7 separate regions of the Mus musculus genome follow, and regions 1, 2, 3, 4, 5 and 6 are each linked to region 7. Evidence: chromatin loops called from intact Hi-C (ENCODE). Cell type or tissue: left cerebral cortex. All regions are shown on one strand.

Region 1 (4,000 bases), 280 kb before region 7:
TTTTACAATTATTACTTACTTGGGAGTTATGTGTTCAGAAAAAAATCAAAATAAATCATATGGGTTTTTTTTTTGAGATATTGTTTAGTAGCTCTATTTATAGGTACAAGCTGAGCAATGCTCACACACTATTCATGGTGCAAAATATCTGTGAGACATCAAGAGATAATTTCTCCTAAGCTTTTAGTAAATATAATCTGAGTTATTTAGAAAACTGTGAGAAGAAAAAGCCTATAGTAGGCTGGGATATGAGAAGTTTTAAGTTTCATTTGTACAACTTCAGAGACAAGACTATGCCTTCCTCCATGTTGACTAAGGACCACATGGTGGCTGATATAAAGTCTAGAATTTTATTGGGCATAGAAGTTGAAATTTAATATCCAATATAGGACTCATATCAAGAATTGGCAAAGTATTTTCTAGGAATCTGTACCTGATCTTTAAAGTTTTACTGGATCACAGCTATATCTATCTATCTATCTATCTATCTATCTATCTATCTATCTATCTATCTATCTATACATACATATGTGTGTATATGTATATGTGTGTGTATGTGTGTGTATATGTATAATGTATATGTGTATGTGTATGTATATGTATATACATATATACACTGAAAGTTGCTTTATGTTATGACAATAGAGCTTCAATTATATTAATAGAGACTTTATGGTCACCGAGCATGAAACGTCAATTCTTTAGGCCTTCGAAAGTTCATTAATGGCTCTTGTTCTACATGCCTAGAATGCACTAATAGAAAACATATGAGGAGGAGTCTAGGAGGTAAATAAAAATTATGGAATAGATTTAACAAGCTGGCTTTGCCCATGATTACGACAACTGCAAGAACAAAATATATTACATAAGTAAGAAACATAAGTTATATCTATCAATATTGCATGCGAAGAACATCTATATTTTAAAATCTATAGAAGATTTCAACTTCATATCAGGTTCTATTTTAAAATATAATCTCAAAATATACAATATCATCTGGAATTAGTGAATAAGGAACAGCTAGAAATTATGAAGAAGCCATGAATAGATTTTCGTTGTCACTTACCTGGTTCATTTGTTCCATCTTTTTTTTTTTTTAACTGACTTTATGTCAGTGCTCAAGATCCCCTGAACAATGATGCACATAGAGAGAATGGTACATAGCCAAGTGTCTTCAGTGTGTGTGTGGAGGGGGGGGGGAATAATTCACCACTAACTGTTCATGCAATGGCTACTGTAGAAATGTTTACAGTGATTTTTCATTTTCTTGTGGAAATCTTTTAAGGTGGTGAATGCTTTTAACAGAGAAAAAGAATGTTAAGATTTCAACTGTGTTTGTACAAGTATTTAAAATGATCATTAGACTGTAGAAAGTTCTAGAATATTTCTTGTCAGATGTGGTGAAAATTGGCTGCTTTAGGCTGGATTCTTTTAAAACCTATCTTGACTTATTTTTGAAATTTACTACTTTTATAAAAGTTTACTTAGAGCATTTTCTGTTCCTTGCCTTTTCTCCTTTTCAATATTTTAAACACGTTGTGTCTTTGATCTTCCTTAAACAGGGTTCTGAGGGAGATATGCTATAATGGCCCCATTTGTCCTTCTATATTTGACCTTTAATTTTACTCTGACTTTATTCAGGACTTTTATTTTATGGTTCAGGAGATTGCCTAGGAGGTACCTGTCTGTAAAAAAATGGTTCCATATAACTTACTTTTCTTTATTCCTTATGATTTGTTCTTTTGGTTAGGTCCTGAATTTGGGGGACTTCCAAGCTGCTGATTTAGTTAGCAGTTTGTGAAGAATGTGGCTAGCAGGATTTCAAACATTTCTTGAGTGACTTCTTTTCTGAGAATATTGGGATTAGGAATTAAGAATAAATTATCCAAGAAATTAAGATATGCACCCTCAATATTTTATATTAACTCATCTATTTTCAAATTTTCTTATCAATCTTTTGTTTTGATAAGATCATTTAAAGTTTCTTTGCATGTCTTATAGATGATAAATTGATAAAACTATAGATGATAGATTAAAGCTATATAGCTATCTACATAGGAGATAGGTAGCAGGAGGGAAGATGGAAGACAGATGGCACCTTTAGCATCTCTGTAGCATTCTTATTTCATTTAGTGATAGAATAATGCTCCTTGTAAAATGTTCCCAAGCACTTTTACCCAAGGCTACCATAAATGTTATATTTCTTGCAAAAAAAACTTTGTAGGTATGATTCAACTTTGAGATTGGAAAGCTATTCCGGATCAGTTGAGTTAAGCCTAATATAACCACAGCATATGAAAACAGTGAGTTTTGTGAGTTTGTTGGCAGAAGGAATGAGTCACAGAGAAATTCAGATGGAGTTTAGGGACCAGGAGGTAAACAAGAAAAATCAGCTGTGCAATTGCAGAGTTGAATTCTGTCAAAATTTCAAAAGTTCAAAGATATCATTTCCTTTGTTAGATCTCACTATTTTTAGCACCCAGGTCATTGTAAACAAAACCCAGGTTTTGTTGTGTTAAAAAAAATTACATTTAGGTACTATTATAAATGATATTTTAGAATAACAAGATTTATAATATTCTCTAAAGGTTTATTTAGAGTTAACACATAGAACAAAATTTATCAATTTTAATGTATATTTGTACCCATTTTGCTATTGTCAAAGACATTAAAATATACTTTAAATTATTAGACTAGATCAGTTTTTAAAAGGAAAGGAAAAAACATTATTTTCACTGGTCTTAATTTATTTCAATTTTTGAGTTCTTTCTTTCTTTCTTTTGTAAATGTAAATATTTCCTTGAGTTTGATGAAGGAAGTGCCTTAAAGAGAAGGCTCTAAGACCTGATAAGCTGCTTGCAGGCTGTACAGGGGTCTGTAGGGATGCAGTTTGTGTGACTCTCATGTAGGTAGGCTTTTATGTGATTCAACTGCTTGTAAAAGATCCGTGTTTTTATAAGTAAGCCATTACTCATGAATCAGTCTTCTGCATAGATTTCATTGTAAGGTATTGTTTCCTATCTATGATGAGCAGACATTTTTCATATTTCTCCAGGAAAAGAACACCCATCCATTGGAGAACATATATTCTCTTTCATATTTAAAGCATGTTTTCTCTAGATATAGATTTTTGTACCTATATAGAATTTTGGTCTCCAGTCTTTCCTATTCATTACTCAAAATTTACCATTTTTTTCTCTATGTGATTCACATCAAGCAAGCATTTCTAACAAAGTATTCTAAAATTCTGATGTTTGTTCCACTGACCCTTGAGTGGTTTTTGTTGCACCTCTTATGACTGTCTTTTATAGTTTCTCTTTTATTTTTTTTGTTTTTATGGGTGGAAACATAACTATAGATGGTGGTTTGGGGACTCTTATGTTCTCAGGTCTCCAGATCTGCCACCTTAACCTCTTGGAAACAGTTATTATTCCTCCAGACAGCCTGCTTTCCTTTTCTCCTCTCACAGTTTCAATCGCAGCTGTATTCTGCCATTTGATATTTCTTTGTTTCACTTTGGTCTCTTCTGTGTATAGAAGTTCAGCTTCATGAGATCTTTCTTCACGTGTCCAGCCTCCCACTGACTCAGCTAAAGGTTCTGCTCATTCCCATTTGTTATCACCCCCAGTGCTTTCCTTTGTGTGTGTCTTACTGCTCTCACATTTCCACTGTGTCTATTATTATGTGTTGCTGTGTGTTACACATTATTTTCTATGGAGACAAACTTACTGTAAACACAGAATGTTAGGTACTGTCAGATAAATCCAACTTCTATGGTCTTCCATGAAAATCTAACGTGTAGTTTTCCTCTAGGTAGTATTGGCTTTTCACTTTCTTTTGTTTCTTTGTCTTCTTGTTGCTGTTGTTTTAAATACTTTATCTAATTTGATGTTGGTAGTTGAAGTTCTTACCTAAGAAGACACTAAACTAGATAAATGACTCCTATGTCTGAAAATCATGTTCCTTTTTCTTGCTGTTGGCCTTAATATTTGGTGGTGAT
Region 2 (4,000 bases), 420 kb after region 7:
TCTACTCTGCTCATCACGGTATTCAAGTCTGGAAGGAAACCACTCCCTTGTCCTACAGACCCTTCTGGATTCATTGACCTGCTTTGGACAAAACAGTGCCAGTTTCCATGGTTTTCCCACCAAAAATAAAGCCTCGGAATCAATTTGGAACCCAAACCTGACCTGGCTTTCTGCTAACTTGCCTGGACATAACCCTTAGGCATCAATGTGATGCCATCAAACAGGATCTCTGTACCTGGAGATGAGAAATGAGAAGGTTGTCCTTCACTGTCGTTCGTGGACTATTTATTGCCTTCTGGCCCCAAATGGCAACCTGAATAGCAAGGACTTGAAGCTGAAAAGCTTGACTGCTGAAAAGCAGAGAGCTAATATCTCCAGAGGCCTCTAATGCTGGAAAGAGCAGAGCAGATTGACAGTTTCTTAGCTTTAGAATCACATTATAGATCCATGTCTATCTGTCAGTCTATCTGTCTATCTGTCAATCTATCTATCTATCTATCTATCTATCTATCTATCTATCTATCTATCTTTGTCTTTTCTCTCTCTCTCTCTCTCTCTCTCTCTCTCTCTCTCTCTCTCACACACACACACACACACACACACACACACACACACACACACATATATCTTTTATGTGAATCAGCAATTTTTCTTTTGGGCTTTCATGTCTGTGTACTACATGCCTACCTGGTGCCCATGGAGTCCGGAAGAGGAAGTCATATCCCTTGGAAATAGATGGGTGTGAGCTGCACTGTGGATGCTGGGATTCAAACCCCACTCTTGTGGAAGAACAAGTGCTCTTAACCATCCAGTCATCTCTCTAGCCCATTGGTCCAGATTTGCAAATTACATTTTTTGTCTATTATATGGTTATTGTTGGGCCTCTGAGAATCCCCTGGACAGGATGTAAGTTGCTTTTCTGGTAAATGTGGGCTACTGACAGGTGTCCTTTCTGCTGCTGTGCGGCCGCTACCTGCATCATTCAGGTAGGTAGCCTCTCTTCTGTGACCCCAAATGTTTCCCGTAGCTCCTCTTACTACCTTGTTTCTCTTCTGCAGCTGACATCAGGAGGAAGACCACATTACTATGTGTCCTACCGAAGAAGCCCGTTTGCACAAATGAAGCTTCCGAAATACGCTTTGCCCAAGGTACTTGTCTGGTTCCTGTTTTCCTCTCAAAGCTCCTTTCTCAGCTCCAGCCCACCACCCCATCCTCAAGGTCACTGCCAGCCTCCCCAATGAGATCCCTGCTCCATCAGAATCGACTGCCAGCCTCCCCAATGAGATCCCTGCTCCGTCAGGATCGACTTCTGTCGCCTCTTTGTTCATCTTGTCCCCTTTCTCCCCGGGTCCTTATCCTGCTCTCTTTCTTCTTTGGAAGTCTTCCTGTAGGGACATATGGGTTAATTAATAATAACCTCGTTTTTGCCTTTCAATATTAAATATTCACAATCAGTATGTTCGTTTTTGAATCAAAACAGCAAAATGTTAAATTTTATGTTATAGTGTGGCGTTTGTTCTCAGTGGGAGTTAGGAATCGGGTTATTTTTAGACACCTGAAACACAGCTGAATGTTCTGACTTCCCTAGCCACTCGTTTTTTGAAAAGAGTGGAAAAGTGAGAGACCCTTCATCACTGACTTCCGCAGGCTCTGGCCACAAACTCTGAAAAACTGTGTTGATATGGAGCGCCACCTAGTGGAGAACAGACGATGTGGGCTTTCAAAGGATGCTTATTAGCAATCTGTTTCTGTGGGTTCTTTTATTTGTTGTTGTTTTGTGAGTTTCACACCCTGCACCTTAGCCCCTCTCGTCTTCCCATCCCCTCACATCGGCTCCCCCGCCCCTGCAACCTCTCCCCTTCCCAAATAAGAAACATAACCACGCACACAAAAATAAAACAAAACAAAGCATAGAAAACAACTCACCGTGGAAGCTGTAGTGTGTCCCACAGTAGATCCCTCTGTCCACACATCTTCACTTGCAAATGTCCATTGCAATGAGTCACTGGTCTGGTGAGAGGTCTCTGGTTTCTGTGACACCATCAGTACGGGATCCCCACCCGGGCTCCTCCAGGTTATCCTGTTGTCACCTTGTGTCACGACGCTCCTACAGCGCTAGATCAGCAGGACCAGCCTTTCACAGGCTGTAGCAGTTTACAGATGATAGAGATTTTGGGAAGGGCCAACTCAAGTCCTGGCATTGAAAGTTGAACACAGGCTATGACGACATTTATTTTGAGTGAAGTCTCATCTTTCTTTTGTATTTTCTTGCATTTGCAATTCCCTGCTGAAGCAGTACCAGCTGTATGCCCAGGACTGTTCATGATGGGCAAAGAGAGCACAAGAGGCAGGGGTTGGCCTCTTACAGGAGAGCTTGGTTAACAGCTTGTGCTGGCATCTCCAGGCAAAATGCTCTCCTTACCTACCCTATCAGTAAAAGGGTGTTTGTTTGTTTGTTTCAAGACAGGGTTTCTCTGTGTAGCCCTGGCTGTCCTGGAACTCACTGTGTAGACCAGGCTGGCCTTGAACTCAGAAATCCATCTGCCTCTGCCTCTGCCTCCCAAGTGCTGGGATTAAAGGCGTGCACCACCACTGCTGAGCAGTAAACGGGTTTTAATAACTCCCACCTATTAGAATCAAATGCACACTGTTCACTTTAGAGAACCACACCGGGTTCCTAGTTATGATTGTTCTACACTAATAGGAGGTGAATGACAACGGCAATTGCACGGGACCACATGTCTCTATGTGATGTTACACACACTGAACTGACCATGGTCTTGGTCACTCTTCTTCCTACCCCAATAAGATAAGAACAAGAACATACAATACCAAAATCAGCCCAGGAATGAACATTGAATAAAATCCATGAGTACAGAGGAAGGGCTGCGAATAATTAAAATTGTCCAACATAGTCTCCAAGGAAGGTTCCAGAGGGAGATGTCAACTAGGAAAAACACACCAAACAATCAACAAGACAACAACAACAACAAAAAGTGCCCCTCAGGGGATGCACACTGAAATGAATTGTGATTCAGTCACCAAAAATCGAAGAAGGCAACTTGGAAGATTTGTAACTTTGAAAACAGGATTTATAGGCAATGCAGCAGGAGACCTTCATTCAGGAGGTATGCAGAGTGCAGAGCTGAGCCTAAGTCAGGGGACTACTGATCTCAGGCATTCGCATGCTAATTCTAGGGTCAGCATATTCTTCACAGAATAATCCCAGCCAAAACCAGATTCTACTTGCCATACAGGTGAGGTTAGATTTTTCTAACAGCCATCCTAGTATTTGTGTTTTGTTTTGCTTTATGGTTTTTGTCCCTTTGCAAGGAAATGAATGACTTCCACGGTAGCTTGATCTTCACCTCACCAAATTTGATGTGCTATCTAAACACGGAGGAAGGGGAAGGCCTCACAGGCCTAAGGGGGCCGGGAAATGCTAGTATGAAATCAAAGAGGCTTTTGTTTATACACTGCTGGAGACTGAGGACTGGTATTTTACATTGCCTGTTCTTAGTTATTACAAAGATCCCTGCTGACATGTGTCCCCAGTGGCCTCTAGACAATCCGGAAAGCAAAATTTCCTTTGAAACTGAATTGGTCATCTACTCCACACTCTTCCCTGCCACCCAGATGATCATGTACCAGGACTGAACTGCATCTGAGTTCTCAGAGTACGAAGCAGAGATTCATTGTCCTTGATACTACAGACATGGGAGCTAGTGTAGCGAATACATGGATTATTTGGTCCAGGTGGGTGTTTATTACATAAAGCAAAGAGAAGCTTCATTATAATGCAATTATAGCTTCAAAGAGAAGCCTCAGTGTGGGTGGAATGGTTTGCCTCAAAGCTCGTGTGTTACTTGGCCTTCTTTCAAAGCCAGGGCTGCACCTGCAAAGGAACAGAGCATCATGCTGACCGAAGGCATAGAGGCACATCATCTCTTCCCCTGCTCCCATTTCTGGAGTCACCTACTGACATTGTATCAGATGGTGA
Region 3 (4,000 bases), 300 kb after region 7:
CAATTTTTAAAAAAGACTTTATCTATATAGGTACACTGTAGCTGACTGCAGACACACCAGAAGAGAGCATCAGATCCCATTACAGGTGGTTGTGAGCCACCATAGAGTTGCTGGAAATTGAACTCTGGACCTCTTGGAAGAACAATCAGTGCTCTTACCTGCTGAGCCACCTCTCCAGCCCTAAATTAGACATTTTGAGTGTTGAGCTCAGAGCAGTCCGGGCTTAATCAATGTTTGTTCTTTATTTCCCTTTCTCACCACCCTGTTCCTCCTGCTTCATAAAATTATAGGGAGTAACAGTAGTGATTATCCCCTATAATGAAGAGTGTCCAGGAGAACATACTGTGATACTCAGAATTTTCTTCTAAGCCGTCTAGTACTTTAGACATGAGCAACCACTGGCTGGTGAATATTCTAAATGTGGCTAATGTAACTGAGGGACTGAATTCTCAACTTCATTTCACTTTAATTAACTTACATTTGCATAGTTGCATTTGGCTGGGGAGCGCAGTATCAGACAGCATGGCTCAGTGTGAGTGCTGTGCCCTCTCGGCATCGCTTATTGACTCTTTACTTGGCCATCACCAATAATCTCATCTAAACTATTTTGATCTGCTGTGCAGAGCCTTGTGATGTGGAGCTGAACTACTAGCCTTCAGCTTCGTAATGAGATTTAGTTGTTTTCTGCCTTTAAAATGATTCTCATCTCCTCTATTGATTTTAGTTCTAGTTCACATTTTGAGTAAATTTAATTTAACAATCAATAAACTGTGCGTGAGGCAATGAAGTTTGAAGATAAAAAGAGAAATAAGGACAGGGAGACAGCTCAGTGGATAGAGGAGCTTGCTGTCCAGCCTGACAGCTGGAACCCATGTGTTGGAGGGAAGAAGAAGTTGCCCTCAGACCTCCACACTAGCACTGTTCTATGAGTACAACCTTTAATAAGAAAAAGCTTGGCCAGCACCCCAAGCTCTGCCCACAAACACCCCATAATGGTAATTGCAATGTGATGGCTAGAGGAAACTAAGAATTAGCAATCGCTGTCCCTGCCTTGAATCTAGTTCCTCCTGGCAGTTGATTTGGCCAAGTCGTTTTTATCTGTAGCATGTTATAGAGAAGATGGCAATTTCTAGCTGAAAGAGCTCTTAGCACTGATCTTTTCCAGTGATAGTTTGTGCTTTATTGATGCTATTTGAAATGAACACGATTTTTAAGATTGCAATGCCAAATATTGATCGCAGTGATTTCTGTAGCTGATGGATACATGGTGAAGGTCCCCAAACCACCTCTGTTTTAAAGAGCCAGATTTTAAGAGTGTGCCTTTCCTGCCCGGGTGGGCTACTGGAGGCAGAAGAATGGTTGAAGTGTGATACAAAGAACTATACAGAAGACTTCTGTGAAATCAATTCTGCCAAATGCCACGGGGTGCATAGTTAACCTGTACTGACCACTTACTTTCCACTAGATATTTGTCCATGGACATTTAGGTGAACTGACTCGTGAAAAGGCGTATTTCCAGACAAAAAAATGGAAGTCACTGTGTAGGACCCTGAGGGAATAGCTTCTTCAGGAGTGATGCTTCCAGATGCAGAGTTGGTCCTATAATGTTTGAATTACAGTGTTCTTGAGTGAACTTAAGCCAAGGCATAGTTTCCTCTGCAGGTAAATGGAGCCTTCAGGGCCACCAAGGTTCTGGTAGACTTGGGACGTATTAGAAGATGGGGAATACTTTTACAGTGGTTCAAAAACAATACAGTTGGCATGGTAATGCGTTTATGTACAGTTTTTCTGCTTTTGAAGAAAATTTGTCACCATGAACTATAAACCTACTGATAGGGAGAGATTTGAACTAAAGAGATGGTACCTGTGTAACATCTTAAAATGTGAATATCTTTCCCCCAAATATGACATTGGTGTAGAATGAAGAGTAGGAGAAGACACAGCCTATCATCAGCGTTCCTTAATCACACAGGGCAAAGACTCTCCAGCTTCCTTCAGTTCAGAATTCGTGAAACTCTCCAGTGAAAGGAGACTCATATAAAGAATGTTATTGAGTCTTTCGGCTCGCCTGCATGCTATCTGACAATTTAGCTTCTCACGTATCAGATTTTCCCTTGTGTGTTTTGCATCAGTGGGAACGATTGAAACAAAGCAGACAACATCCGCATAACTGTCTGCGTTCCCAGAAACCTGTTTGTCTTCACATTCTTGTGCTATTTTTAGCTGTTTGTGAGTACAAGCGCTGTTTTTCATTCATCGTGTCTCAAACAGTGGGCATCAAGCCAGCTTCGAAGGCGGCTTGTTAAGGATGCCACTGGGATCACAGTGCAGGAAAAATAAACCAAAAATATGCCCCTCATTTATACTTTAAATTCATAATGAAACTGCCTATTTCTTTCTTAAGTTTGAGATAAATTACCATAGATATCCTTAGATATGTCTGGTACAAAAGAAATTGTCACGACATCATATGTTAGTCTAGGATATCTTGACTAAGAGATACAGAAATCCTGCCCCTCTGTATTAAGTTGGCTCATTTGGACTTTCTTATAGAAAGAACTCTGTGCCTTGTCTCTGATATATGAGATAGTCTCAAAAGAACAAGGCTGAGTGGATCCAAGTGCCAGAGCAGAGGTGGGGTAGCTATTTAGCATAGTGTGTCACAAGGGAATACTTCCATTATGTCCAGTTCGAGATAAATCCCTCGGCTCGTTTGAGTTTGTAGAGGCAACACACACAGTCGGCTATGAGAAAGGATGACTTAACTCATATCTGAAAGAAGTAGTGCGATCAGAGGGTGACTCGAAGAGCTGATATTCATGAATAAAAGGAAATGCAAAAGCAATTTTGAAATCTCAGTCCCCCTTTAAATCCTCTGCCAAGTCTATTTGTGTCCTGAAGAAAAAGAAAAAGTCTTTTTCCTCTGCTTGATTTGCCAGTGATACTTGTCTTATTGTTCCCGACCAACTTTAGTTGCCCTCCCATCAAAGATGTGTATAACATCCTCAGAGATTAAAGCTACAAAGCCACATGGAAATAAAAGAAGGAAAAAGAAAAACTCGTTAATTTTATCTTGCTGCCATCAATTCATTTAGGTGCGATAATCTTGTGATCTCTGTGCAGTGTTCCTTGCAGGGAGTTGAAAAAAAAAAAAACAAGACAGTGTTAGATTTTTACTTCTTGTGTTGCTTTTGAGTCTCCACTCCTTCTCTTTTCTGTTATCACATCTTAATTAATATTATGCCTGCTGAGAGACGCCTCTAAGGCTTTCACCCTATAAATAGGACCCTTGTTCCCCCGAAGACATTGATCATCCTTGCTAGTCTCTTGGTACCTGCCAGCATTAAACACTGTTTGCATTTTCTCCAGATGTTTAGGTTTTAATCACCATGCTGTATGTGGCACTTTCTAAATTAGTGTTTGATGATTGACTCTCTGAGTCTTTGTTACCCCATGGGCCTGCTTAATTATATATGTCATTTGTTCGAATGGTCTACATGCCATGTGTGTGTCTTGGGGATCAGCAAAGAGATATGATGGGTGAGTGCTTGAAACTTATTGCTGAGGAAAATCAGGTTGAATCGGACCTTAAAAGAAGGTTATTTCCAAAATCTACTTATTCATTTAATAGATACAAAACTGAAATCCCTAATAGTTAAGCGACTTACATGCTTCATGCAAAGGAAAAGCAAAGGTTGTGTGGCCTTGGAAGGATCTGTTAAGTGTCAGTTAATCTGTGCCATAAACTTGTGCTGGAGAGTCCGTGCTGATTAATCTTCCCTTAGAACGCAAGATCCCAAATAACATAAACAGCCACGATCAGCTATCTACTCCTCATCACGGTGATATAGCTCTTCATGTGGAGAGTAGGTGCTCGCTCAGTAGATGACTAAGGATGACTTGAACATGGCTTAAATCTTGGATTCCTGTTGGGATAGGCAGTGCCTATGAAGACGGCCTTCACTAATTTCCCTTTCATGTGAATAAACAGGAACAGCAG
Region 4 (4,000 bases), 130 kb after region 7:
TTGGCAGAGAAATATACTTATCTTTAAATCCACATGGTTCTCCTGCATAGGCTGTCTCCTGTAGCATTGTGGGGCCACACACAAAATTTGCATTTATATCTTCCTCCAAAACACAAGTCTATTGGTTCATCTTGTACAGTCTGTGAACATGTAAAGAACATTCTTCCCTCCCTCCCTCCATTCTATGTACACACACACACACACACACACACACACACACACACACACACACACACACCTCACCATTAATTCATAATATAATACTGAAAGCCTTAAGGATGCTTTCTATGTCTGTTTCCTTATTTTACTTTATTGGATCAGGACAATTTTAATCATGGTTTTCTATATTAAAAAAAGTATCTATCATAGAAGAGGCACTCAATAAATAGCAAAACTGCCTGCTTCTGTATTTAATTTGTGATACTCCAATTAAATTATTAGAATTAATAAGTTTGTTTATAATATATGTATAAAGAGAGTTATATTGGGATAGCTGGGGTAGATTCATTTGGAAATTTATTTTGGGGGTGTCTCTGGGAAGTTTCAGGATCGCTGTGATATGACAAGATACTTTAAAATGGATTTTCTACGGAAACTGTGCATATCCTCCACATCCATAGAGAAGTCTGCTCTTGACATGTGGGAAAGGTTATAATTGGAAAAGAGACAAGCTACAAAAATTCAGCACATTTTCTACACAGTCTGGTGGTTTTTGGTTCAAAGCATACATCCTGGAAGAGAATTACCTTAACGCACATTATTAGGGATCTTGATTTGGTAAGTGTTGATATATTATGTGAAAAACAAAATCCTTCATGTATTTGGAACAGGTTTCTTCATTAAAGGATATCCCTGTCTTTTTTTCTTCTTCTTCTTTATCTTTTTTTCTAAAGTGCTAACAGCTATCCTATAGCAACAGAAGTTAAATCCTCAAAGCATATGCCGTCCAGACATCCCCCTCCCAGCTTCTAGAAGGATTTCAAAAAATAGATATTGCAGAAAACATTTTAAAGTATCACTTTGAAACAAAATCCTACAGCCCAAACCATTTGGAGATCATTCTGATTCGGTACTACAGTCCATTTACTACATGCGAGTCTAAAAAAAGTAGTGTTTTCTTTTTTTTTCCCCCCAAAGCCCATTAGTACAGCTCTGAGATTAGAGACTGTACATTTAGTTAGCATAAAAGGTAAAGGCATTTGTTCCAGCCCTGTATTATCTCCTCCATTCTGTCTGGGTAAAGTGACTTAGATAATTTGAAGTAAAAGGTCTTATCCCAAATTGACTTCTATTCATTGGTCATAGCATAAGGGACCTGAGATGGATTTTGCCTAGCAAGAGGGAGCAGGGTAACCTTGGCTCATTGAATTTTAGGTCAATTTCTCAGATGATTTGATTACTTTTAGAAAGCCTTCTCAGATTTTCTATAGTTTAGTGGTCACTCCTTTCTGGGAAACACAGAGCATCTCTTCTGTTGGCCACACTCCTTCTGGCATTTGCTTCCTCTGTATGCCCAGCCAATTCCTGTGCTGGGGCTGTGTACTGAAAGTTCCAAAAGGGTAGAGCTTGTTATACCCCAGCGGTCTCAGGACAGCACAGCACATACAGTGTACATCTGACAGAGAGCTGCCATTGACACGGAAGGCTCGGCCCATCTGCACTTGCCTTTGGCACTTGCAAAGTTCTTGAGAGGACACATTTGATAGAGCACACTCTGTGTCTGGACCGTTTGTTAGGCAGAGCCTTCAAGGGGTGCGCTGCCTGCAGAGCCTGCAGAGCCCTGCAGAAAAGGAGTGAAGAAATGCTTCCCTCCTTTCTCCCTTCCTTCTCTCTCTGAACTGAGGATTCAACTGGGTGCTCTATAATGATTGTTGTTGATTTTAGAACGAATAGTCATCAGCCCCCAGCTCTTATTTATATCATAACTAATTTGGTCAGAAAAATAATTGATGAGGAGGAGATTCTGAGTTAAGGGAGGTGATTAATAGGGGACGGAGTGAAATATGAAAGGGTATGAGTATTATATGCGTGGGTGAATTGTCAAAACATAAATTTAAGATTTACCAAAATAGGATGATAGACACAGTGGTGAGACAAAAAACATGAATGTTCCCTTAAAAAAGGAAGACTTAGTGCTCAATTTTATCCCATTGTTGCTCTAAGGAACCACAGCCTAAGAGCGCAGGCTCTTAAATGTTTGAAGGTAAACAGTATGCATGTATAATGACATTCTTAATTTTCAAAAACACTTCATTTACAAGAACAGGCCGTCTATAATTCCCAGAGTTAAGACCTGTCGTCCACATCTGCAATTCACTCATTAGATTCATCAGCTAATTATGGGATGTTTGGGGGGTATTAATCTTAAGAGGGCTGCTCTGTAAATGGGCTGAGATTCCCTTCATGGCTGAGACACCCATCACAAAACTCAGAGTAGCAAGTGAAAAGCATGCCTGTAAGTTCATTTACTATCCTTCCGAAAGGAAGAGCCAGGACACCTGATATGCTGTGCGCCTTGGTGTGATGAGGATGGATAATTACAGAGGAGTAAGATTGGATAAACCGGGAGGTGTGGTCTGACAGTAATAAACTGTAAGAGGTACTGAGCAAGGCCAGTTTTGTAGATTCTCCTCTGTGCCCACAGCTCCAGAGGTAAGCCATACATTTGCATGTCTCACTGAGAACCTTGTAAGGAATTTCAGACAAATGTCTGCAGATTGCTTTCTGTAGCTTTTGGAAAAGAATGAGAGAAGACCAGGAAGTGACTGTCCGGCTCCTGGGACTTCCTCGGAGGCCAAGCTGTGGTATCCCACGCCCCATGGCTGTTGTTCGTTTTCAAAGCTGATGTTCTAACTCCAACTCTACTGCATTGATTCTGCCTGTATTATTATATGATTTGCCTATATTATGTATAAAATTATTTTCTGTCTGTTATTAATTAATTAATTAATCAATTCGCGCTGATTCCTCCATGTAGCAGAAATAGGTTCATTCCATGGCTTTGTAATTTTCTCTTGTGATAATATTCCACAGCTCATTTATCAGATTCACCCTCTACAGATATTGGGGATGATGCAGGTGATACTAACCTGATAACCTTGTTCATATCTTCAGGACATCACTACTAGATACGAGTAAAAGTGGAACTCATGGCTTATAAGGGACATTTGCTTTTGTTCATTATGCTCACTTAGTCCTCCTCCTCTTCCTCCTCCTCTCCATCATCCTCTTCCTCCTCTTCCTCCTCTTCCTCCTCCTCTTCCTCCTCTCCCTCCTTCTCTTCCTCCTCTTCCTCCTCCTCTTCCTCTTCCTCCTCTTCCTCCTCTTCCTCCTCTTCCTCCTCTTCCTCCTTCTCTTCCTCCTCTTCCTCCTCCTCCTCCTCTCCCTCATCCTCTTCCTCCTCTTCCTCCTCCTCCTCTTCCTCCTCTCCCTCCTTCTCTTCCTCCTCTTCCTCCTCCTCTTCCTCTTCCTCCTCTTCCTCCTCTTCCTCCTTCTCTTCCTCCTCTTCCTCCTCCTGCTCCCCCTTTCTCCTCTTCTTCATCCTCTTCTTCCTCCTCCTCTCCCTCCCCTTTTTTCTTTTTCTTCTCCTTTTGAAATTGGCTCTTATTGTGTTACTCTAATAGATCTGGAACATACCTTGTAGTGGAGGATGGCCTTGAAATTTCTGAGATCCACCTGCTTCTTTTTCAGAAGCCCTTTGTGAGATTATAAGATACTTTCATCATTTTACCTGTGTCCTTTCTTCTCCCAAAAACCTCCTATGTACACCATCTGGCTTGCTTTCAAATTCATGACCTCTTTTACTTTAACTGCTGATATATGTATAAATATATACATATACATATATATGTGTGTATATATACATATGTAATATACATATATATAATAGGTTATATATAATGGGAAACTAACATATTATAATACATAATATATTATATATTTCTAAAATTATAAGTATATAATAATTATAATATATTGTAATTGTTTATTATAATATATT
Region 5 (4,000 bases), 190 kb after region 7:
TGGAATTCACTTTGACTCTGTAAGCATAAACAAACAAACAAAAGAAACTTAGCTGGGTGGGCCCTCTTGCCTTCACCACTCTCTAAATCTTTTTATCTCCTTCCTTAGTATCTCACTGACAAGTTGACTCACAGCACAACCACTTTTGTTCCTTTAGACTTGTGAAGCCCCTCATATAATTCATATTGCATCCTTATAGTTTGCATAGTTGACAAATTATATAATTTTGAACCCATGTTTTCAGAGTTCTTTTCCACAGCCTTAAGGTTTGTCCTGAAGTTCCCACCATTTGCCATTTTGCTGAGACATTAGCCACACCTTCACCTCCTGGTCAGCAGGGACATTCCTTGAAGGAGGAATGCAAAAATATGTACATTATTATATAAGCAAGCCATATGCCCACAGCAGCAATCTGTAACACTCACGGCTGCTCACAGGACAGTCATGGAGGCCCATGCCTGCTAGTCCTGTCCCAGAGATGGGAACCGCATCATTCGACCCCTCCCAATACCATGCTGGACCCAACAGTGATTTTATCTGATAATATCTGATATTTTATTCTTGTTACTTTTCTTTTCATGTTCTACAGAAAATGGAAGAAAATATATGTGTGTATATATATATATATATATACATATATGTATATATATATGTACATATATGATACATATGTATTACTTCCATTTTAATTCTAATATTCTTGTGACATTCATATTCTGACACTTGGCTCATAACAATATTCACATCTTTACTTCTTATAACATTCTTGAAAAATAATATATTGTAGAATGGAGTTGACTCCTCAGAACCATGAAAGGCAGTGTAAAACCAAGATGGGGAAGCAAGAAAGGAAAGCATCGCTGTATCCCATGATGTGAAATCGCCGTAAAAGGAAGTGCAGGAGCAGAGGGTCCTTCATCATTAACATGCAGTTTGCTGCCTAACGGTGTGTTCCCTTTGTGTATGAGTTACACAACAAGAGGCTTAACATTTAGAGACGGCATAGGATGCTGACAGAAGATGATGGAGGAACCAACAAATCAGTCTTTCTCAGACCATTGAGTAAGGGATTTGGGAGGATATAACCACTGCTCACATCTCTTCTTTCTCTCTCCTATCAAGTCCTGCTTACACCTTTCTAATGTGAGCTGTTGGCCTTTTTCTCTATCCCTTTTTCTCTCCTGCCTCCCCCTCCCTCGCCCTCGCCCTCGCCCTATCCACCCCCCTCTCTCCTTTATTGAATTCTTGGAGGGAAACAGGACTCAAGGGATATTCTCTTATTATAAAGAGATCAGTCTTCTCTTAGGTTTGCACCTAAGTACAAAGTGACCTGAATTTTTCAAGGTTCATTCATTTCTTCAAGTTTCATATAAACGCATACCATATATTGGCCTTACCTCTGCCATGCCCCCAAGAATAGGAACTGACTTAATGGAGGATATTATGTCCCTTCCCCTCTAAGCATGAAGGACACAGGGAAGAACGGGGAAACAGGGACACGATGCTCGGTTTGTAGTTTAGGATAGGATATTCTTCGTACTTCAGGGAATCATAGTTCCCTAACAATGCATCCACTTACCTGCTTTTGTCTTTGTTCTTCAGGCCAAGTTATCTTTATGTCTTTAAGATCTGGCTTTGGATATCTTGGACTATTTAATTTCTTTGACATGTTGTTATCCACGTGTAGAGAAACCTTGTTTAAAAATGCTTTTTTTTTCCTCTTCCTATTAAGTGTAATTATTCCCTTTTAGTGCATTTCTGTCTTTGTTCTTGTGGAAACATTTGGCTCTCTTTTAAGGCAAATACCTGTTTTAGAATCTCCTTTCTCCTGTCTCAAGGGAGAGGACGCCACATGGCGCATTGACTAGGACAAAATGAGTCACAAAGAGAGGAAAGAAGAGTATAAAACAGTTGACATTGTTTTCTTGAGGCGAGCATATGGGTTTGACTTCGGGATCTTGTTACTCAGTAGCAGTAGATGAGGAGGGGAAAGCAGAAGAGAAGCCCAGTGCTCAGGTGCCACCAAACCACCCTGCTTGGTACTGTGGCATCCATAGAGTTTGGAGGGAAAGCATGCTTTAGAGTTACCCCTCAGTGTGGGAAACATCATAAATCTTCTGTTTTGAAAGATTTCTTTTCTTTTTTTTTTTTAAGACATCAAACAGATTTGCTAAGCTTGGGTTTGTCTGTCAAATATCCAGTTCTTGGATTTTCAGGGTAGGTTCCAAATGTCTATTATTACAAATGTTCTCTTGCTGGTCAGAAGACTGGGGTGGAGATGGGGGGGAGGGGCGTGCTCTAACCAAAGGCTGATATTTCTCCTGTGCCAGCATCTGGCTAACTCTTAGCTGCTGGGGGTGGGGTTGTTGCCTTATGTCTTAGCTGCAAATGACCTCTAGTCAGCAGGGGAATAGATTCAGAGGAAGAACACGGGAAATTTACTAGAGAAGCCTCTGCATTTCCCCTTAGGGCCCTTCATGTACTGCCGCTTGCCCCGCATCTTGTGTTCAATTAGCTAGCTACACATCCCTGCCTCCACAGAAGCACTGTGGGTTGTCTTGTCTTTTACTTCCCTAGAGGAGATGCAGTAGTTATTTGACTCACTTAATTTCAGAGTCGTGTGGAGGATATTGCATAGATAAACATTACAGTAAATTGTGTGGGGGCTGCCACAAAACATGAAGGTCATTTGGGGATTAAGTGACTTCCAGAGGCAAAAAAAAAAAAAAAAAAAAAAAAGTTAACTGCTTTTTGGATAACCTAACACACACATTCAATTCTCTCTTTTTACTGATTTTTAATTCTCTAATTGTGTTTGTACTTGCTACACTACTTTTAATTGAGTCCTTCCTCTGTGTGTTTGTGTGTGTGTGTGCACAAACACGTGCTCTCACGTGCGACTGTGTGTATCACAGCCTTTATGTTACCTTTGTCACACTTTAATGATGTTTAGCTATTACTGATCCCCATTCCTTTTGATGAGTCAAAAGATGTGCAATTACACATTCACTTACATCTTCCAAGATAATGATAGCATAAAATAATCTGTTGGAATCCATCTGCAAAAGACCATGCGTTCAGTCACCACTGGGAGCCCTTGATCTCCTCTCAAAACAAGTTCTTTAGGAAGTTAAACGGAAAGATCAGCTCATGAGAGGACTTAATTAGGGTTCCAAAAGTTTAAAGATAAAATTATGCTGTGAACGAACCAAAGCTCTGGGGATGTAGCTAAACAAGATGACGTGTGCAAACTCCCAGCTTTGATCCTAAACACACAGAGACACGCACACACCAATAATAACATAAGACAAAAGACTCTAACCTGCCATTGTCTTGAAGTCAATAAAAATTTAAAACTCATACCTTTCTAAATATTCCATGTTACAGATAGTGATAGAGTCTTTAAGCGATGAGGCTTAGCGGAAGGGTGGTAAAACAAAGGGTCTTGTCTCTGAAGGGTATATTGGGACCCTGATACCTCCTCTCTTTAAACAGCTTTACTCCACCCTGTATTTACTGCCTTGATAGGCTTCCCTTGCAACTGCCCTCACAAGAAGGAAGCCAACTGACCATGGAATGAAACCTTCATATATCAGGGCAAAACAAATTTGTCTGCATTACAGTGATCACTTTGGGCATTTTTATCTGGGTGATACAAACCTAGTAAACTCCATACTAAACACCAAGACTACAGCAAAAGCAAAACGGGTCGTGGAATACTGAAGACCCTGTTTTAATCTGCGGGATGTAGAGAAATCCAAGAGTGAAGAAATGCTGTGGCTGCCTGCAAATACATTGAAGTCCAGAGAGCTCGACACACAGAAAAGGGACCTAGTGTTGGCCATGTGGGAGAGGACAGGTGGACATCTCTTGGGGCTGATGTAATTGTCATGCTAAGTCACTTCTGGAACTGCACCAACTCCTCCTGTAAGAGAAACCAGAAATCGCCATTGGGTGAATTGTGGGATCTGGCTTTTGTGCTAGTGACTATCTCTTGACT
Region 6 (4,000 bases), 320 kb after region 7:
GAGTAAATGAGTAAAAGAGTAAAAGAAATTTGGTGGCCATGTTTGCTTTCTAGTTCAATGCTTACATTTGGGGACAGTGGCCATCTTCATAGGTTTTTCATGGCAGAAGGAGCCTTGCAGCATTTTCCTTCTCTGATTCACCATTTTTCTAACTGGGCACAATTCCCTGTTCTGGCTTAGTGCTGAACTGATGGGCCAACAGGGTATCTCCATCTATGCACAATATTTACCTGTGCCCAGAGGCAAGAGGAGTGATGTGCCTGGCAAACAGAGCAAGTATCTAATTTGATGTAGCCTCTATTGTTTGAATGATGTTGCTTCATGGATTCTCAGCTGAAAAACTGACTTTTCCTCATGGCATGGGCATACTGGGTAGTCAGTAATTGTTCTTTTCTTGGCTAGCTTTGCTTATGGGCTCTGATGTGAACTCCCAGTCCTAATGTTACCTTAAATGTTCTACCTACATTGTCATCGTCATAGTGCATATTACATTTAGCCTATCTATCTTTTATATTTTATCCGATATTTTAGGGAAACTGTTAAAATTAAGGGAAAAGAAGTAAAGGGAGCTGTTTGGCGTAGACTTAGGCTGTGCCAGGAAATATCTACGCCACTTTCAGGGAGCAGGGTTTGGAGTGGCTGTGACTCATGCTTCTCAATGGAGGAAAAAAGCAGGAAAAGGTTTTGCTTCTCAAAGTAGAGAACATAACCAAGTACACGCTATAAAGTACAACTGTAAGACCTTCGGAGAGATTTGACACAGGATCGGGGCTGGTACTGAAGCAAGAAACTCTGGGAGGATGAGGATGGTCTTAAGAACTGCACTGCAAAGGTGAGGAAAATAAACCTCCAGGAAGTGCATTGTTCAGGACACGTAGCTAAGAACTGCAAGAGTTGGCCACCTAGAGAGTTTTCCCCAAGCTTTGTGGGACGCACATATTAAACACACATAGCGAAAAGCTATAATTTCCCTTTGGCCACAGTCATTCTGCGGGGTTGCACAGTAGATGTTAGGTAGGTGCCACGGTCTCGCTTTCTTAGCTGTTTGTAGCTGAGCACTATAGCTAAGTCTTTGGCCTTTCTCAATATGCACAAACATGCTCAGGACGTGCCCAGGTCCTTTTGAGGGAATTGATGGAATCGAGGGGCCGAGTTGCTACTAAGTTCTTATGTCATACCCCATAGAAGTGGCATCCTAGTTGCTTGTAAAGACATAGATTCCGGGGCTCTAAGTCATGAATTCTAATGGAATAGCTCTGAAACTCCCCATCCTACCATTACCCCATGCTCTGAAGTTCTGCTGAGCATGTGGGAAGGGCTACACTTTCCTGTACACGGGAGGCTCGCTGAACTAACAGGAAGGCATTGTTTTAAATGGGTTTTGGTTTTTTGTTTTTGTTTTTGTTTTTGTTTTTTGTTTTTTGTTTTTTGTTTTTTGTTTTTGTTTTTGTTTTTGTTTTTGTTTTTGTTTTTGTTTTCTTTCTAATTGTAAATACAAGTGGGTAAGGTTTTTCCGCTTCTGAAGTTAAGATTTTAGAGCTAGCTAGCTGCCCTCTACTGGACAACATAGGATTTGATTTGAATTCAACTATTGCAATTTGTACCTTTGACATAAATTCTTAGGCTTTTTTTTTTCTTTTTTTCTCCCAGAAAGACAACTGTATTGAATATTTGACTTCTGGGTAGGAGAGAGGTCAGGGAGCCGACAGAGGAGCACAGCTGTAAGGAAATAGGATTCACAACCTGTAGGAATGATGTAGGAAAGTGGAGGGTACAGACAGCCATTGACCCTTTGTTCTAATACCTAGGAAAGAAGGAAGAAGAGAAGAAATGGAGGAAGGAAAGAAGAAAGGAAGACGCTGAGATGAATAGTCACTATATGGCAAAGAATGCTTACAAGCAATTCAACTGTGCAGAGCCCAGGAAGGGTAGAACTGCAGCGTTTCCAAAGGCATTTATTTGTTCAGTCCAGGGAGGAGGGCCTCCTGGAATGTTGTACCCTGAAAGGTCTGCTCCATTATCTCGGGGCTCTCACGTCATTCCTCCGCACAGCAAGTGGCTGTGTCTTGGTTTGAAACACGGGCTTCCCACCCAGGCTTATTAGAGGCAGCTATTCAGAGAGCCCTTGAGAGAGAAACTTGAACAATACAAAACACATGCAGCGATTTAAAAAAAGAAGAAGAAAGAAAGAAAACAGATTTGAGAACAAAACTCTAAAGCAAGGCACTGGGAAATTAGTAAAAAAAAAAAAAAAGGGTTATCATTCCTTTAAGTGCAGACTGTTAAGAATAATGTTTTTTTTACAGTTGTTGATATTTCTGCTTATTTTTATTAAATTTGGCTTGGTTTTACCATGCTGGGACTAAGCCCAGGACTTTAGTCCAGCTCCAGAGAAAAGCAACTTTCATTAACTATTTTTTTTTCTAACAAGCCTACAGAATACTGGGTTTCATTGTAACCTTTCCCACATAGATTTTTTTCTGTTGCTCTTCCTCCATGAGCCACCCCTACCTTGTGCTGTTGGTCCCCTCTCCCCTCAGTATCTCCAGTCTCTGAGGTAAGTTCATGTTACGAGTCTAAGACCCTCTCCACCCTCCTCACTTACTTGACTAAGAAGGGAGAGGTTCAAGTTCACCTCGAAGCTTCTTTATTTTATTATTTGAGATAAGTTCTAGTTAGATAGTCTTGGCTGGTCTGACACTTTCTGTGTTAGCCCGGCTAGCCTCCATCTAACAGAGATCTCTCCGTATTTGCCTCACAAATGCTTGGATGAAAGACATGGGTTATTATGTCTGGCTTAAAATTTTATCTTGATGATGAGTGAAAAACCAATTTATACAGTCAGTAAACTATGTCTGAATTTGAATCTTCCCATCACCTTCCAGTGATGCAAACATGGTATTCATCATAGGTGCCTTTTAGTCCTCAACCATATTGCTTCTCCTAGCTCAACCACAAACAGGAGATCTGTCTGAAATTAAAGTAACAAACACAACCACCAACAGCAGAAGTACCTCATGAGTGAGAACACATATACATGATTGTGGCGATAAAGTTTCTTTCCCCTTCTCAGAGAAGCAGAGTCACAGTAGACTCTGAGGGTGTTTCCAGTGGAGGAGAGCTAATGAGAGGTATATGTATATGGAGGAGAGAGGTGGCTGTAGTGGAAATGAATGGCTTGATACCACCCAATGCTCCATCAACCTTTCTCTTTGTACTCAGTGGTTCAGCCTCCCTCTGCCCTAGTGTTGCCAAAGCTGGGCTGTCACTCTTTTCCTGTTTGCAATTTGGCTGTTGTATCTTTCAAGTTTCTTCAGAGACAAGTGGGATTAAACACGGCCAGCAGAGAGAGCCTGGCATGATGAGGAAGTATTCCTAGGAGACCAGAGCAGCCTGATCATGCTGGCTTCTCAAAAGGGCAGTCTGGCTACAGAGCATCTCAGCCAAGGGGGGAAAAAAGCCAGTTCCTTCATCGCTAGCACTTCCTGCCCCTGCACACAAGATCAAACTTCACTTCCAATGCCTGTGAGCCTGGAGGAGATTTTTTTTTTTTTTTTGTCTAGGACTTTTTATGTGAACGAAGGCATCTGTAATTTATTTTTATTATGCTTGATTTTTGATATTCTGTTTATTGATCTTTAGTCTTCTTAAAAACTAGGCAAGCATTCTAAACACTGAGCTTTATTCTAAGTCCATTATTTTATTCCTATATTATATATGTATGCCAGCAGCAGATGAGAGAGAGGTAGGGAAGGAGCATGCCAGAATGAGAGGAACACAAGAGCTCAACTGGAGCTCAAGTGTGCATGTGAGAGAAAGAGGGAGAGGGGGAGGGGGAGGGGTGGAGGGGGAGGGAGAGAGGGGGAGGGGGAGGGAGGGAGAGAGAGAGAGAGACTGACTATTTGGGATAGAAAAAAGAAAGGCCAGGCCAAGACAGTGCAAACCAAACCCATGACTTTCCTGGAACCTCACGCTGTGTTGTTTTACCACTGGCAGTGAA
Region 7 (4,000 bases):
GAGGACACGTTTAGGCACCCAGCTTTGATTCTTGATATAAATAGTTCCTATGTGCTTGCTCGTTGACTGCTTTTGTTATAAGAACAATGCTATTTTTATTAGTTTCGGTTATTTTTTTATCTATTTGTCTATTTATTCATGTGTCTATTTATTTTTTAATTTACATAAGGCTCCACTCTGTAGCCTAAACACATCTGCAACTTTGTCCTGTCCTATCCTATCCTTGAATTAATGGAGACCATTCTGGTTCAGTCTCTCCGGGATTGGGATTGCAGTGTGCTGTAGGAACCATCATGATGTCACATCTCCCCGGAATAGATTTTTATCATAAAGTTGTTCCTCTGGAGTATCATCAGGAAGGTTTCATTAACTGAAGATTAATTATCACTGTGTATTACTTTCAAGTGGGGCTCATCACAAACTTTGAATTTTGTAGAGTAAGATGATGATTCCAAGTGCAAAACTGAACAAAAATCAAACTGCACACGGGAATTAACACTATTTCATAACATCTGTTCATTCAATCCATAAACATTCCTTCAATAATTTTATAATTCTCATGTGCTCAAGAGGACATTATTTGGTGCGTGGAAATGGTAAAGAGATGCGATGGCATTTAAACCTTGGCATCAACTAACAATTTGAAAAAGGCCTGGCTTTAGATGAACTGCAATTTCCAAAGCGCTCCCACCTACTATAAATCATTACCTCAATTTCTGAGTAGAGGCAGGGGATCTTGGGTGGATTGATATTATAATCACATAATTACAGAATTTTAGGGTCACAAAGGATTTTAAAGGTCATGTATTGCAACCACTTAATTTAATATTTGGGAAGCACAATTACCTGAAGGTCCCACAGCAAACACTTTCAAGCGCGGGCTTGCTGGGGGGGGGGGGATCTGAATGCATGTGTTAGCAACCCTGAGCTAGACACCAGTGATGCCAGAAGAATACAACACATTTCCTCTATTTGTTGATATACAGATCTATAACAAACTCACAACACATACTCATCAAGCCAATCACTTACATTTGCTACCATTCAGTGCACTGTTACCAAACACAGAGAATAATACGGCAAACAGGTCACTTCGGAGTCTCCCTTCTCTCAAGGAGCTTATGGTCTCTTAAGGACAGTTGCCAAGATGTATATAACTACAAAATACTTGGGGAATCTTAACTTTAATTGTGTTGTCAACTGTGAGTGCTTTCAATACTGGAGAGTGCTTAAAAAGACCTGAAATCTAGGAGGAATCACAGAGGAGAGAAAATCTCACCAACTATATATATATATACACACACACATAGACTGAGCAGGACACACACACACACACACACACACACACACACACACACACACACACAGTTTATTGCACCACTCTCTGCTGCCTTCTGAGATCTTCTCCAGGCCTGGGCACACAAAGTAAGGACTACATGCCAACTCACCCAGTTTAAGAGGGAGAGCAAGAGCCCACTCATCTTCTAAACTGGAAAAGACCAGAAAAAGAGAAAAGGGGAGAAACAACCACAGAGAGAAGGGAAAACAGGAATAGGAAACCCTTCACAGCGCCTGCTCCGGGAGCCTGGGGCTGCTCGCCCCAAGAGGAAGGGTGCTTGCTCGGGCTGCTTGCGGGGACTCGGCGCGCCTTGGGGAGGGTAGGCGACAGCGCAGCCCGCGCCCGCAGCCCTGGACACAGCGCAGCTCGGAGACGGGACGCAGTGCCCCGGAGCCCCGGCAGAGCCCGCCCTCCCTCCCGCGTCGCCAGCCGGCGCGCGGCGCCCTCTCCGCCCGTGACTTCAGTTCGGCTCCACCCCCGCGCGGCGGCGGCGGCGGCGGTGGCTCGCAGCTCCGTCCCAACCCGCGCGCTCCGCACAAGCCCAGCCTGGGCGAGCGGCAGGCACCTGCCCGGCGCCGCCTCCGCGCGCCCCGCCGCCGCCCAGCCCAACTTGGATGGAGTTGTGGTCCTGAGCGCACGCCCTGCCGCCGTCAGCCTGTAGCCTCGCTCCGCTGCCTGCCTTCGGTCCGGGACCCCCTCTCCGCTTCTCTACGCTCCAGAGATGGGAAAAGTTGGCGCTGGAGACGGCTCCTCGGCCGGGCTGAGCGCGCTCCTTGCAGGAGCGGGGCTTCTGATGCTCTTAGCCCCCGGCGTCTGCAGCAGCCTCTCTTGCTGCCCTCCGCAGCACCCTAGCTCGACCCCACGCCGGACCCTTACCCCAAGAGGCTTTCCTCACCCGGGACCTCTGGGTCGGGCTCCTGCCACGCCCCCGCCCCTCTTCATGAGACCCCTGTTCGCAGTGGCCCCCGGGGACCGTGCGCTGTTTCTGGAGCGAGCTGGGGGCAGCAGGGTGTCAGTGGCGACCGCTGCACGCTCTGGCCGTAGGAGACGGAGTGGAACGGAACCCGAGAAGATTGAACCCGGAGAGGGTGCGAGTCGGAGCCGCCGGGACATGCTAAAGGATGGAGGGCAGCAGGGGCTTGGGACTGGCGCACGGGACCCGGACAAAGCCACCCGCTTCCGGATGGAGGAGCTGAGACTGACCAGCACCACATTTGCTCTGACAGGAGACTCAGCACACAACCAAGCTATGGTCCACTGGTCTGGCCACAACAGCAGCGTGAGTAGAATGGAACTGGGGGCAAAGGGGCGAGAGAAGGAAAGGGTTACCTTTCACTGTAAGAGCTGGCGGAGAATTGGGGGCGGAGGGGGGGGGGGCAAAGAGGTTTCTTTCTTGGGAGATGCTGCACAGTGAAGTCTTCCCAGCTAGCCTCCCCCAAGAGTTAATGGTGCCTACTAGGGTGCCCCCACCGCCACCTTCAGAGTGTTCTCCAGATCAAAAGGTTCAAATTGGAACGGACCAGGCAGATCTTTTTTATTTCTTCAATGGCACTGGAGAGTAGAACTGAAGACCAAATATGGGGGTTGTATGTGCGTTAAAGTATTTTTAATGAAGATCTGAAAGGGTTAAATCTCCAAGCCCACTGAAATCCCCTGAAGGGACATTTCCTTACCTGATAGACTGATGGAGCACACGGAGAAGTCGCCTCTGTGGGCTTTTTATTTTATTTTTATACAGAGCTCCTAGCCCCTTGTTCTACCCCGGAGAAGGCAAACTGCAGTACGATATAAGGTGCCCTTTGGTATTAGAAATCTATTTGGGAACCAAACGGATGCAAGTTTCAGTGCAGAGGCTCCCCAGCATCTCCTGACAGCATTAGCAAGTGCATCTTGAGAGCCAGGCTTTTCTAGCCCATGAAAGGGCAGTTGTTCTCTGGCATGGTCAGCCTGGGGAAGATCAGATAGATAGATCCCAGTGACAACAACTCCCTGTTTTCCCACCGACTGACCTCCTCTAGGGAGGAGCTGAAATAAAGATTTGAGTTACCCTTTATTAGGAAGACAGGGACGAGATTTCAGGCCCTGGGAGAAGATTTAGGGTGCAAGTCACTGGTTCTGTCAGGAGCTTCCGATTTTCAGAGGAGCCTGAATGTTTGAAATGTGAGGAAGCTACCCAGTTTAGCCCAAACCTAGAAACTTCAATGCGCTGAAATAGTAACGAACCAGCTTTGATGGTAATAACTGAAGACGATTTTAAAAGCGTGTAAAGTTCTCTAGGCTGCCGTGCCATGAAGCCGATAAGAAAAGTTAGAGGTTTATAAAACGGGGATTAGGAGTGGGGGAAGGGTCTCAGCTAGACCTTCCGCTGATGGAGTTGTGTCTGTAATGTGTACAGTCGATGCAACATGGTACCTTTGAAAATGTTGCCAGGAAGCTTGCCAACAAGTGCCACTTCACTGAGCTGTGTTCACTGTTGGGTTTTTAATGGGAGTTGAAACTGTTTTAAAATATACTGTGTCATGCATTAGGCGGTGTAGTCTACCCTCTACTGAGGACAGCCCCTGATTTCTAGCTAACACAGCCTTCATGAGGGGCTGCTGCTGCCGGAGGTTCTCAGAAATCCTTTTAAGCAAAATCTAAAGTTGAAATTATTTCTATTCA

Evidence for each region. A loop is a pair of places that touch in the nucleus more often than their neighbours do. Peaks named below come from ENCODE experiments on the same cell type or tissue, not always from the same donor. Only the 100,000 strongest peaks of a DNase experiment are listed, where the experiment ranks them.
Region 1: a loop joins it to region 7, with 4 times the contacts of the local background. A loop is called at or near these places in 2 of 42 quality-filtered maps.
Region 2: a loop joins it to region 7, with 4 times the contacts of the local background. A loop is called at or near these places in 3 of 42 quality-filtered maps.
Region 3: a loop joins it to region 7, with 3 times the contacts of the local background. A loop is called at or near these places in 4 of 42 quality-filtered maps.
Region 4: it touches region 7 in a loop (2.7-fold over the local background); 2 of 42 quality-filtered maps call a loop at or near these places.
Region 5: it touches region 7 in a loop (4-fold over the local background); 2 of 42 quality-filtered maps call a loop at or near these places.
Region 6: a loop joins it to region 7, with 4 times the contacts of the local background. A loop is called at or near these places in 4 of 42 quality-filtered maps.

The regions. Positions count from the first base shown.
Region 1 is chr19:50,955,180-50,959,179 of GRCm38, reverse strand. No RefSeq gene overlaps it. Among named protein-coding and RNA genes, the nearest start is that of Sorcs1, 280 kb to the right of the region's middle. In left cerebral cortex, no CTCF peak of the experiment used is centred here; a DNase peak (open chromatin) is centred at 2,284.
Region 2 is chr19:50,256,902-50,260,901 of GRCm38, reverse strand. Sorcs1 (sortilin-related VPS10 domain containing receptor 1) reads left to right here. Exons shown (of 26, transcript NM_021377.3): 8 at 1,059-1,148. Among named protein-coding and RNA genes, the nearest start is that of Gm26629, 420 kb to the left of the region's middle. In left cerebral cortex, a CTCF peak has its summit at 1,694 (motif pointing left); DNase peaks (open chromatin) are centred at 1,684 and 3,817.
Region 3 is chr19:50,373,169-50,377,168 of GRCm38, reverse strand. The region is part of intron 3 of Sorcs1 (sortilin-related VPS10 domain containing receptor 1); the gene reads left to right. Among named protein-coding and RNA genes, the nearest start is that of Gm26629, 300 kb to the left of the region's middle. In left cerebral cortex, no CTCF peak of the experiment used is centred here; a DNase peak (open chromatin) is centred at 2,238; H3K4me3 peaks cover 263 bases.
Region 4 is chr19:50,543,582-50,547,581 of GRCm38, reverse strand. The region is part of intron 1 of Sorcs1 (sortilin-related VPS10 domain containing receptor 1); the gene reads left to right. Among named protein-coding and RNA genes, the nearest start is that of Gm26629, 130 kb to the left of the region's middle. In left cerebral cortex, no CTCF peak of the experiment used is centred here; DNase peaks (open chromatin) are centred at 643, 958 and 1,586.
Region 5 is chr19:50,482,129-50,486,128 of GRCm38, reverse strand. The region is part of intron 1 of Sorcs1 (sortilin-related VPS10 domain containing receptor 1); the gene reads left to right. Among named protein-coding and RNA genes, the nearest start is that of Gm26629, 190 kb to the left of the region's middle. In left cerebral cortex, no CTCF peak of the experiment used is centred here; a DNase peak (open chromatin) is centred at 1,878.
Region 6 is chr19:50,360,857-50,364,856 of GRCm38, reverse strand. All of the region lies in intron 3 of Sorcs1 (sortilin-related VPS10 domain containing receptor 1), which reads left to right. Among named protein-coding and RNA genes, the nearest start is that of Gm26629, 310 kb to the left of the region's middle. In left cerebral cortex, a CTCF peak has its summit at 1,562 (motif pointing left); no DNase peak of the experiment used is centred here.
Region 7 is chr19:50,676,529-50,680,528 of GRCm38, reverse strand. Sorcs1 (sortilin-related VPS10 domain containing receptor 1) reads left to right here and starts at 1,883. Exons shown (of 26, transcript NM_021377.3): 1 at 1,883-2,618. The coding sequence starts at 2,061. Gm26629 (predicted gene, 26629) reads right to left here and starts at 3,124. Exons shown (of 8, transcript NR_166832.1): 1 at 3,013-3,124. In left cerebral cortex, CTCF peaks have their summits at 1,527 and 1,726; DNase peaks (open chromatin) are centred at 1,786, 2,405, 3,370 and 3,722; H3K4me3 peaks cover 2,640 bases; H3K27ac peaks cover 2,224 bases.